Linked DNA regions of Homo sapiens: region 2 is linked to region 1. Evidence: chromatin contacts called from ENCODE Hi-C or POLR2A ChIA-PET data. All regions are on one chromosome and are shown on one strand. The core of a region is the stretch at or near the end of the contact, and the rest is flanking DNA. Distances in the headings are between cores, read along the strand shown.

What was found. Hi-C counts contacts between places; a loop is a spot of excess contacts on that map. ChIA-PET counts read pairs that join two places held with the same protein, here RNA polymerase II (POLR2A). Pooled maps may share reads with other maps.
Region 2: a loop to region 1 is called in a map of posterior cingulate gyrus, with 2.5 times the contacts of the local background. The contact joins two enhancer-like sites. A Hi-C loop is called at or near these places in 3 of 168 maps with a recorded cell type or tissue (PC-3, mammary epithelial cell and posterior cingulate gyrus), 2 of 37 single-sample maps with no recorded cell type and 10 of 50 pooled maps. POLR2A ChIA-PET finds 5 or more read pairs at or near these places in 3 of 52 experiments (AG04450, PC-3 and T-cell).

The regions. Positions count from the first base shown.
Region 1 is chr12:94,766,504-94,771,821 of GRCh38, reverse strand. No RefSeq gene overlaps it. Among named protein-coding and RNA genes, the nearest start is that of MIR492, 65 kb to the left of the region's middle. RefSeq lists an enhancer at 742-1,301. Within about 2 kb of position 2,606, at least 6 of the 41 ENCODE cell types and tissues checked have a DNase peak (open chromatin) inside an H3K27ac peak, as active enhancers do.
Region 2 is chr12:94,978,433-94,983,580 of GRCh38, reverse strand. The region is part of intron 3 of NDUFA12 (NADH:ubiquinone oxidoreductase subunit A12); the gene reads left to right. Among named protein-coding and RNA genes, the nearest start is that of NDUFA12, 23 kb to the left of the region's middle. Within about 2 kb of position 1,405, at least 3 of the 41 ENCODE cell types and tissues checked have a DNase peak (open chromatin) inside an H3K27ac peak, as active enhancers do.

The sequences.
Region 1 (5,318 bases), core at 1,357-3,856:
AAAATTCATGCAGTTCATCTATCCATACACAAGGAGTGCCTGCTATATATCGGGAGTAATACAGAAGTAAAAGAAAGGGCTCGCAAGAAATCTGTGATCTAATTAAAAAGATAGATTATAGTGTTATAGATTTTTAAAAAATATTAGCATCCATTGTTGGTAAAGGGAAAAGGAGATGAACATCTTTAAACACTGATGCTGGGAGTATTAATTGATGCAGTTGTTCTAGAGATCAATTTAGCAATACTTACAAATGCTCTAATTTGTATTTCAATTTGTCAAGCAAGTCCACTTATGGGAATCTATCTGGAGAAACTAATAATGGAAATGTGCATAAGCACGCAAGAATGTTTATTGTTATTTTTTATGGTAGCCAAGAAGAAAAGGAAACAAGTGAAATGTCCCGTAATGTGGTGTTATTGACAACCTTGTCTGGCCGTACAATGGAATGCAATGCAGCCTTGAAACAACGCATTTTAGAAGAGAGTTAAGTGACCTATGAAATATTAATGCCACATTGTTAAATGAAAAGAGTAGATCACAAATCAATAAGAATCCCATGACTCCAATTTTGCATAATATGTGCATAAAAACAATGTCAACAGTGGCTATTTCTAGGCTCTTTGAATCTTCAAATTTGTGTTTGTTGTGGATTCCCAAATTTTCTACAGTGAACACATACTGCCTTTGTAGTTATAAAAAGCCGTTGACAATAGAAAGTAATAAAAGTGCAGTTTGGCTAAAGGCCTCGGCCAAGTGCCTGAGAGCCCAAGAGTGGAGCTCAGCAGAAACAAGGCTGTTCTTTTTCTCATGTGTGCGTGTGTGCATTATTTCATTCAACAAATACCTGTTGTGTTTGCAGGCATATGTTAATCCACGCATCACACAACCATGGAGCACTTACCATTGCCAGAGGCTGTGCTGAGGGCTGTAGGTACAGAAGCCTCAGCTCCACAGATGAGGAGCCGATTGTCATGGAGCGTCTCTTCTGTTGGAAAGAAACACAAGCAGATAAACAAACAAGAGAATTGTAGATAGTACCAAATGTTTTGAGGAACATAGCCAGGGTATTTTAATAGAGAGTGACTGGGCAGTCAGGGGTGATCTCTGAGGAGTTCACAGCTATGGAAAGACCAGGAAGAAAAATAAACATGAAAATGCCCTGAAGTAGGCACCTGCTTGGCTTTTGAAGGAGAAAGAAAATAAGTCAAGTGTGTCTAGAGCCTGGGGGAGTGAGGCTCCCACCTACATCTCTAACCTGATCATGTGTCTTGCTCCCCCAGGCTACCTACAGCCCCCATATAGTGTTATTGTCAGGATTAACTGAGATAATACACAGTGCCTGACAAATTAAACCAGCCTTAAACATTTTTGTGAGGTAATCAGGAAAAGTGGAGCACAAACGGGTTATTTGGCTGTATCAAGGATTTATTATCAATTTTTTAGGCATTATGACATTTGAATGTTTATGTTAAACAAAGGTCCTTATCTTTTAGAGGTACATGTTAAACTACTCATGAATAAAATGTTATAATGTTCAGGATTGACTTCAAAATTACCCATGGGGAGGGAGGCAGTGGCTGGGGGGATGACCCTAAGTTAATGATTAATAAAGCTGTACTCTGGTTACATGGAATCCATTTTAACATTCTCTCTTTTGTATGTTAGAAATTTTTATGATAAGAAGTTTCAAGTTCACACATCAATAAAAGTTTGGTGGAAGATGAGCCCACAGTAAATATCTCTTAAGTCTTCTTACTTCTGGAGATGCAAACCCACAAGCAAACTCTCCCTTTTCTGTGACATTCACTATTCCGCCTTTCTCGGATGTTAAGCTTCCTTGCAGAGGCTATTTTGAGGTGTGTGTCAATGCATGGGGCCATCTGTCATGAAGGAGTGGCCGAACGTTTTGCTGTCACAGCAGCAGAGGATGTTTTACTTAATGACTTTTAAATTATGCTTTGCATTTTCTAAGATAGTGTCTTCTGTGGGGAATAAGCTCACTGGATAGCACAGTTTGCTTTTAAATTGGGTCCAAGCCTTTTCAAAACATTAGATTAGAGTCTCACCTAAACTGTCTTTCAGGAAAGGCAAAGGATATGTATAGGGGAAGAAAGGCAGTAGGCCGAGAAACATGAATGGCCTCAGTTTTCTTTCAGCCTTCTCCTTAACAAGCTACATGGCTTTGGACATGTCATTTAGCTTCTCTGAGCTTCAGTTTCCACATGTAAGGAATAAGAGAATTGGACTAATTTCTCTGGTCCCTTCCAATTCTAAAAATCTCCTTCTTACTGATAACTTTCTCACTAAATATATTCATGTTCACTGGAGAAAATCAGGAACATGTGGAAAAGGCAAAGACAGAAATAAAAATCACCTTCGCTCTACCACCCAGAAGATAACTATTTTCAGTGCCTGTATATGTTATTCTTCTTAAGAATCAAATTCATGCAACATATTTTGTTGAACAACTAATCGGTACGTTGCATCAACCATTGAAGGAACGTAAAGATAAGCAGATGTGGTCTCTTCCCTCAGGAGTTGGTAATTTTATGGCCAGCACAGTTTCCTGCTGCTTTACATAAGGGGCACTCCCCATGAGAGAGAACCTTGCGTCCGGCACTACACTCTGCTGAGTTTTAATGCTGTTTGCATTGTTATTACACCCGTATTTGAAAACTTTTTTTGAATATTATTTCTTCCGATTATGTGCAGAGGTAGAGCTCTTATGGGCAGGCTAATGCGTAAAGGGTAGAATTTTCCAAGAAAAGCAACAGATGCTCTTAAACCAGACTTTCTTTATTATATTCATTTTCTTTGGCTGCCTGCCTCTAACATATCAGCACTGATGCGGAGAAGCAACTTGTCTGCTTTGAATTTCACCTGCTGCCCTTGGGCCACACACAGCCTCCTCTGATGAAGCCTAATGGGCAATGCTGCAGTCAGGGAGCTGGAAGGCCGGCAGAGGAGGAGAAGGCTTTAGGTGCAACGGGGGGAATCCGGAAGCTAGCCCTCCTTCCCTGGGACAATTCACTTTGCAACAGGAGGCAGCAAGAAAACCTAGAAATCTGGCGAAAGTGGTGAAAGAGCACTGAAGGGAGGGAGGAGAGAGGAAAGGGTGGGGATGTGGAGAGACCAACTTATTTGGTTGAAATGTGCATATATTTGGCTGAAATGTGCATTCAGCGTGTCAGGGCTGCTGTATTATTCATGAAGCTCTCATGTGTCTTTTTCCACACCAGTTTCAAAGAGGAGATGTGTGATCCGAGCCTGGCAGAGTGCCCTGCTTACACAGCACCACCCCAGTACCCTGCCCTCACTTCAGGGGAATCTGGGTCTGTAGCCACAGCAGTCAAGAGTGGGGATTTTGCATTATTCTCACCTTCCCTGAATGTAGCATTCCTGTACCCACAAATGGAACATCAGTTCAAATAGTAAATATTGTATTTAAATTTTCTATCACAAACTTTGGGCATGTCTTTGAGTTTAGCATAGATGAATGTTCGCCATCATTCCATTATTTGAAAAAGTTCCTTAGCGCCCCCTCCCTCCCCTCTACGAATGGAATTTGCCTTCCAAGGTGCAGGAAAGAGACATGAAAGAAGAAATAAATATTTTTGATGGCATGCATTTGAGAATTTCCTAGTTCTCAAGGAATTCAGGCCTGACCATAACTTATTGGGTGTTTTCCAGAAAGGCAGTTAGAAACAAAGAATATGCAGAGAAGGAAATTCAAGTCCCATAACACAAATGGACATTGGAAAATCTGCCTTCCTCTTTTTTTTGTTTTTGTTTGTTTGTTTGAGAGGAGTTTCGCTCTTGTTGCCCGGGCTGGAGTGCAATAGCACAATCTCAGCTGGCTGCAACCTCTCTCCCGGGTTCAAGCAATTCTCCTGCCCCAGCCTCCCAAGTGGCTGGGATTATAGGTGCCCACCACCACGCCCAGCTAATTTTATATTTTTAGTAGAGATGGGGTTTCACCATGTTGGCCAGACTAGTCATGAACTCCTGACCTCAGGTGATCCACCCGCCTCGGCCTCCCAAAGTGCTAGGATTACAGGTGGGAGCCACTGCTCCCAGCCACCCTTCCTTTTAAGAGGGACACAGACAACAGGGAGCATGGGAACTTTGACGGTGTTCATCCTGGAAGGGAAAGTTCTGGAATAACACTTGGCCATCTCCAGATACTTGGAGGCTGTCACATGGAGGAGGAATTAAACTTCCTCTGCACATGATGCAAAAGTGTTGAACTGATTTATTAGTGTGTGAAAACAACAGACAGATTTTTCTTTAGGAAACATTTATAGGGTGATATACAAAGATGGAAGATCTTTCCACAGAGAACTAGAAAGTTTCTGGTCCCTTTAGGCAAAGGTTAGGAGACTGCTTCCCCCCCGCCACCCCTGTCCCACCCCCTGCCCACTGATTCCACCCTCCTCTTGCTTGCTGCCCTCTCAGCACATATCTTTCTTCCAGTTCCCCAAAGGAACCAAACCTTTTCTACATCATTACCTCTGTGTGGAGGTTACCCACCCTTTCAACATGCTAAAGTTTGTTTACCTTTAGGCTTCAGTTTAATTGTTACATCCTCCTATCTATATGTCTTTACTGGCCCCTTACCTAAAGACGGTCTTACTGTGAAACCATGCCATAACGTCTCGTATTTTTCCTTTACAACACTTACCAAATTGGGCTGGGCATGGTGGCTCACACCTATAATCCCAGCATTTTGGGAGGCTGATGCAGGCAGATTGCTTGAGGTCAGGTGTTCGAGACCAGCCTGGCCAACATGGTGAAACCCCATCTCTACTAGAAATACAAAGAATTAGCTGGGCGTGGTGGCACACAACCATAGTACCAGCTACTCAGGAGGCTGAGGCAGGAGAATCACTTGGACCTGGGAAGCGGAGGTTGCAGTGAGCCAAGATTGTGTCACTGCACTCCAGCCTGGGCAACAGAGCAAGATTCCATCTCAAAACAAACAAAACCACTTACCAAATTGATGCATATAGACACACACATATATATAATATGTATATCAGATATATGCACACAGTATGCTTACATGTATGTAAAACAACACAAATATACACAAATATAATTTGTGTAACCATTTGTTTAATGTATGTTTCACCACTGGAAGGTTTGCAAGAAATACCATGCCTGTTTTATTCATTCCTTCTTCTGTTGTGTACAGTGCTCGGAGTGTAGTAGATGCTCAATAAATGTGTCAAATGGCTGGATGAATTAGCAATATTCATGCACCAAAGTATCATGATTCTTGTTACTCTAAGAGTGGGATATGAACCACTGGAGAT
Region 2 (5,148 bases), core at 156-2,655, 210 kb before region 1:
TCTCACAAGGTTACAGCTGAGATCTTCTCTGAGGCTGCTGTGCTCTCAAGGTTTGACTTGGGAAGGACCCACTGCCACACTTACTCATGTGGCTGTAGACAGACCTCAGAAGATTTGCTTCCCAGCTCATTCAGTAGACCTCTGCACAGGCCACCTCTTGACATGGCGTCTGGCTTCCCCAGACCAAGGTGGAAGGAACAGTCTTTTTAAACCTCATCTAGGAAGTGATATCCCATACTTCAGTTGTCTATTTATTAGAAGCAAGTCAATCAGTCCAGCCACACTTAAAATGAGGGTATTATACAAGGGTGTGAATACCAGGAGGCAGTGATCGTTGGAGGCCCTCTTAGAGGGTGCCAAGTAAGATGGGGTCAGCAGGAGTTGCTGATTGATTGGCTTTTGAGAGAAAAACCAGTCAAGGATGACTTCAATATTTTTGGCCTGAACTACTAGAGGTACAGTTACTGAGATAGGGAAGAGTGGAGTAGGGGGAGCAGGTTTAGAAGAGGTAGTCTACGTTAAGTATGAGAAGCTTGATAGACGACCACGTGAGAAGGTGAGTAGACAGTTGAAAACTAGCCTGTTGGTTAGGCTAGAGATTGATGCTGGAGATAGGATTTTGGTTTGATTTTATCTAGTGTAGTATTCAACTTAACTTTATAAATTAAGGGTTAGGAGAATATGACCTTCAGTTAAATGCCTAGCTCTGTTATCCTGGAAACCAGATAAAATTGTTTTAACAGTATTGCAATATAAAATCGACCTCTGATTGGGAAATTGCCTCTGGATTGAGAGGAATTAGAAATGCCTGGTGAGTGCTGCTGCTCTTAGAACTGGCATGACCCTGTGGGAAAGGGAATCCTGAAGCTATGCCTTTGGAGTTACTAGAGACGTTGGCTCTGGTGGAGCGTAAAGCTTTGAAGTTAGGGCAGCTCCTGCACCTGTCTCATGATGCTCTCATCTCCCTTGAGCCTGAGCTGTGTCATCTAGGGAGTTAAAGAAAATAGCTTCTGGGCCGGGCGTGGTGGCTCACACACAGCACCTTGGGAGGCCAAAGCAGGCAGATCATGAGGTCAGGTGATCGAGACCATCTTGGCTAACACAGTGAAACCCCGTCTCCACTTAAACTACAAAAAAAAATTAGCCGGGCCTAGTGGCGGTCGCCTGTAGTCCCAGCTACTTGGGAGGCTGAGGCAGGAGACTGGCATGAACCTGGGAAGCGGAGCTTGCAGTGAGCCGAGATCACACCACTGCACTCCAGCCTGGGCAACAGAGAGACTCTGTCTCAAAAAAAAAAAAAAAAAAGAAAAGAAAAAGAAAATAGCTTCTGGACGGCTGGGTGAGCTGTCACTTGCATGAACAACTGCACAGACTCCCAGGGAGAGGAACATCTGATGCTGCCCAGCTGGCAAGCTGTGATTCCTGTCCTCTGTCCTGAGTTCTCAGATGCCAAGTGTGGCCTATGATAGTCTTATGAGTCTGTTCAGTAGCTGCATAATCTCACCTAGGGAAAGATTTCCCTTAGAGACATTAGCGTTTTGGATAGAATTTTAGTCAGCTTCTCTGTTTCATTTAATGTTCTCTAATCTTATGGGAAACATTAGAAATCTTGTGGAAAAATGAGCTCATTTTATCTCTCTGGTCTAAAGGCCTTCACTTCTTTGAATCTACCAGCCACCAGTAAAGGCTGCTAAGTCCACCAGTACAAAAACAAAAGATGGTGGTGCAAACTTCTTGGATGGGCAGTTGAGCTACACGTGCCTTGAAAATAAGAAACGGATTGCCTAGAACCTAACACAGTCTGCTTACAAACTTGATTCATTCAACAAATATATATTGAGCACCCCCCTATATGTCAGGCCTTGATGGGTTTATATATTCACAGTGGTGAGTGAAATATGTATGGTCTTTGTTCTCTTGTAGTTTATAGGCACTTAATGAATACTAGTACTAATACTGTGTTCTAATTTAGTGTCTTTTTTTACAGTACCTTCATTTTCCTATATGTTTTATTCTCTTATGGGATCAGCAACAAGATATTAATTTCTTCTTCAGGAATTTATATTTAATTTGATTGAGTAGAATACCCTGAAAGTATTTAAGTAGATAACAAATAACATTTTATTTTATTTTGAGGCAGTGTCTCGCTCTATCACCCAGGCTGGAGTTCAGTGGTGCGATCTTGGCTTACTGCAGCCTCGACCTCCTGGGCTCAAGCCATCCTCCTGCCTCAGCACCCGGAGTAGCTGGGGCTACAGGCACGGGCCACCATGCCCGGCTACTGTTTGTATGTATGTATGTATGTATGTATTTAGTAGAGACAGTGTTTTGCCATGTTGCCCAGGCTGGTCTCAAACTCCTGGGCTCAAGCTATCCACCTGCCTTGGCCTCCCAAAGTGTTGACATTACAGGTGTGAACTACCGTGCCCAGCTCAAGTACTATTCTATACTACTTTTTCTTTCTTTTTTTTTCTCTTGTTCTTGTCTTTATTTTGTTCAATGCCAATTTTATTGCCTTCAGTTTTATTCTGAAGTTATCTAATTGCCACCGTCTACACAGTAACACACAGAAGTCTTCATTTTCATTGTTATGGTAGTTAGCATTTATATAGAATTAGTGTAGAAAAGTAGAAAGTTTGGGCTATTTCATGCACGGCTGTATAAAATTATTGTTTTCACTTGTATCAGAAGAAATAAAGATGTGCTTTTTGTGGTTTGAAGTATTGGAACCTTGAAGTCCTTTGAACCAAGTTAAAAAAAAAAACAAAGCAAGACATGGCTTGGTTAGATTTTTCTCTATTGCACGTATACCGTTTTCCCACTTGGTGGCACTTTCTGTTCATTTCTTAGTAACATGTCTTTCTCTCTCAGCATAGTTACACCAGTCTCTCCTCGTACATTGATTTTTCTTATTAAAATTAATTTACTGAAGTAATACATAAATACATCATTTAAAAAATAATAGTGTATGGTAAAGGGTTTCTTTTTTTTTTTAACAGAAAATAATTTTGTCCCTGAAAATTTTTCTGTGCCCAGGGAAAAATTAATAAATGGTTTTGCCCTTGAAAGGCCAATTTGTTTAAGATGCTTAACATCGTGGTGGTCAGCTGTTTTTCATTTGGCGTGATGTGTTCTAGAAGCCTTTGTAGAGAAACAGGGTGGCAGGTGAGGGCCATTACATGGAGGCGATAGAGAAGAATCAAGGATGATTCATAGGTTTGGGGCCTGAGTGGTTGGTACCATAATGCTGGGACCATTCACTGAGATGAGAAGACTTGTAGAAGGGCGGGTTGGTAGGGGTGGAGAATTAGAATCAGAAGCCTCTTTTTGGACATAGTAAGTGTGTGATACCTGTTGTGAAATCTACATGATTAGATATATATCAAGTAAACAGCTGAATATACAAATCGAGCTTAGGACAATGGTCAAACCTGCCAAACCAGCAAAGAACAAGGTAAGTAGCTAGCAAGGTAGGAGGAAAGGGAAGAAAGAGGAGTATTTCAGCCAGGGAAGCCTCGTTGTATTGATTGTTGCCAAGAGGTTGAGGAAGATGATGACAGAAAAATGTCCGTGTGATTTGGCAATATGAAATTCATTGAATCTACATAGAATCTGTTCTTGAAAGAAATGAGGAGAGATCAGAAAAGTTTGAACATTCTAGCAAAGGAGAGTGATCCACATAGCCCCTAGTAGACATGCACTGTCAATATTGGACATAGTTCCATTAATCCTTTTTTTTTTTTTTGAGACAGGGTCTTGCTCTTGTCACCCAGGCTGGAGTGCAGTGGCATGATCTCAGCTCACTGCATCCTCCACCTCCCAGGTTCAAGCAATTCTTGTGCCTCTGCCACCTGGGTAGCTGGGATTACAGGTCCCATGACCACACCCAGCTAATTTTTGTATTTTTTTTTTTATAGGGGTGGGGTTTCTCCATGTTAGCCAGGCTGGTCTCAAACTCCTGGCCTCATGTGATCCGCCTGCCTCAGCCTTCCAAAGTGCTGGGATTACAGGTGTAAGCCACCTCACCCCGTCCCTTTTTAATCCTTTCTGTGTAGTTGTGTTCATAACCATACTCCATTTTACTTGCTTTTTTCCATCAATATTATAAGCAATTTTTCATGTTATTAAAACAATCCTTATAATCACCATTAAAAGATTTTTTCTGATTATAAGAATATACAATTGCTATAGAAAATTTGGAAATCTGGAGAATTATTAATATGAGGTAGAAACAATTCTTTGGCCCAGAAGCAATACTGTTAATATTTTATTCACTGATTCAACAACTATTTGAGGGTCTGCTTTTGGGTAGAGAAAGAATGTTTTGGGGGTGTTTGTTTTAGAGGTGGGGTCTTGCTCTGTTGCCGAGGATGGAGTACAGGAGCTATTCACAGGTGCAATCATAGCACACTACAGCCTTGAACTCCTGGGCTCAAGCATCCCCCCTGCCTCAGCCTCCCATGTAGCTGGGACTCCACAGAGGAATGTTTTTTAAAGACCACAGTGTGAAAAACTGATTGTAGTTTATTGGTCACACCTTCTTTAGAAGAAAGCTTATTATTATAAATAACATATACCTACACATTTCTCATATAATGTATACAACATTTTCTGACTTGCTTCTCCCTCCCCTCACTTAATATGTCACAGACATTTTTCCTGTCTCACTAAATACTGTGTCAGTTCGAGTGTTTTAGTTTCTGTGGGGCTTTTGTATTTAGAAAGGATTGTTGGGCAATTTGGATTTAAAATTAATATACTATTTATTATAGTTGCAAATTTAAAAACCTAATTGTTTTTCATTCTTGAGGTTCAATTTATAAATAGGATAAAAAGATTAGTAAATTGAATTACTTTTTGCATAAAAATAAGGAACAATCATTTTCTCTTGTTCTTTGATGAATGTTCGGTAAACTCTAATGGAAAGGATTACATTGTCCTAAACAGTAATACCCATTTGCAAATTTAGTTAATACATCTCTTTAAGCAGTTTAGTCACATTTATAAATTGAACATATTTGATATTTGAGTTTTTTCAATTCTTCAAATCCCCAGTGCATAGGCAGATTAACCTATCAAGCAAAATGTTCCTAAGCACTTAAATGACTCTTGTTTACTCAAGCCCAAAACTTCAGTGTCATCCCCCAG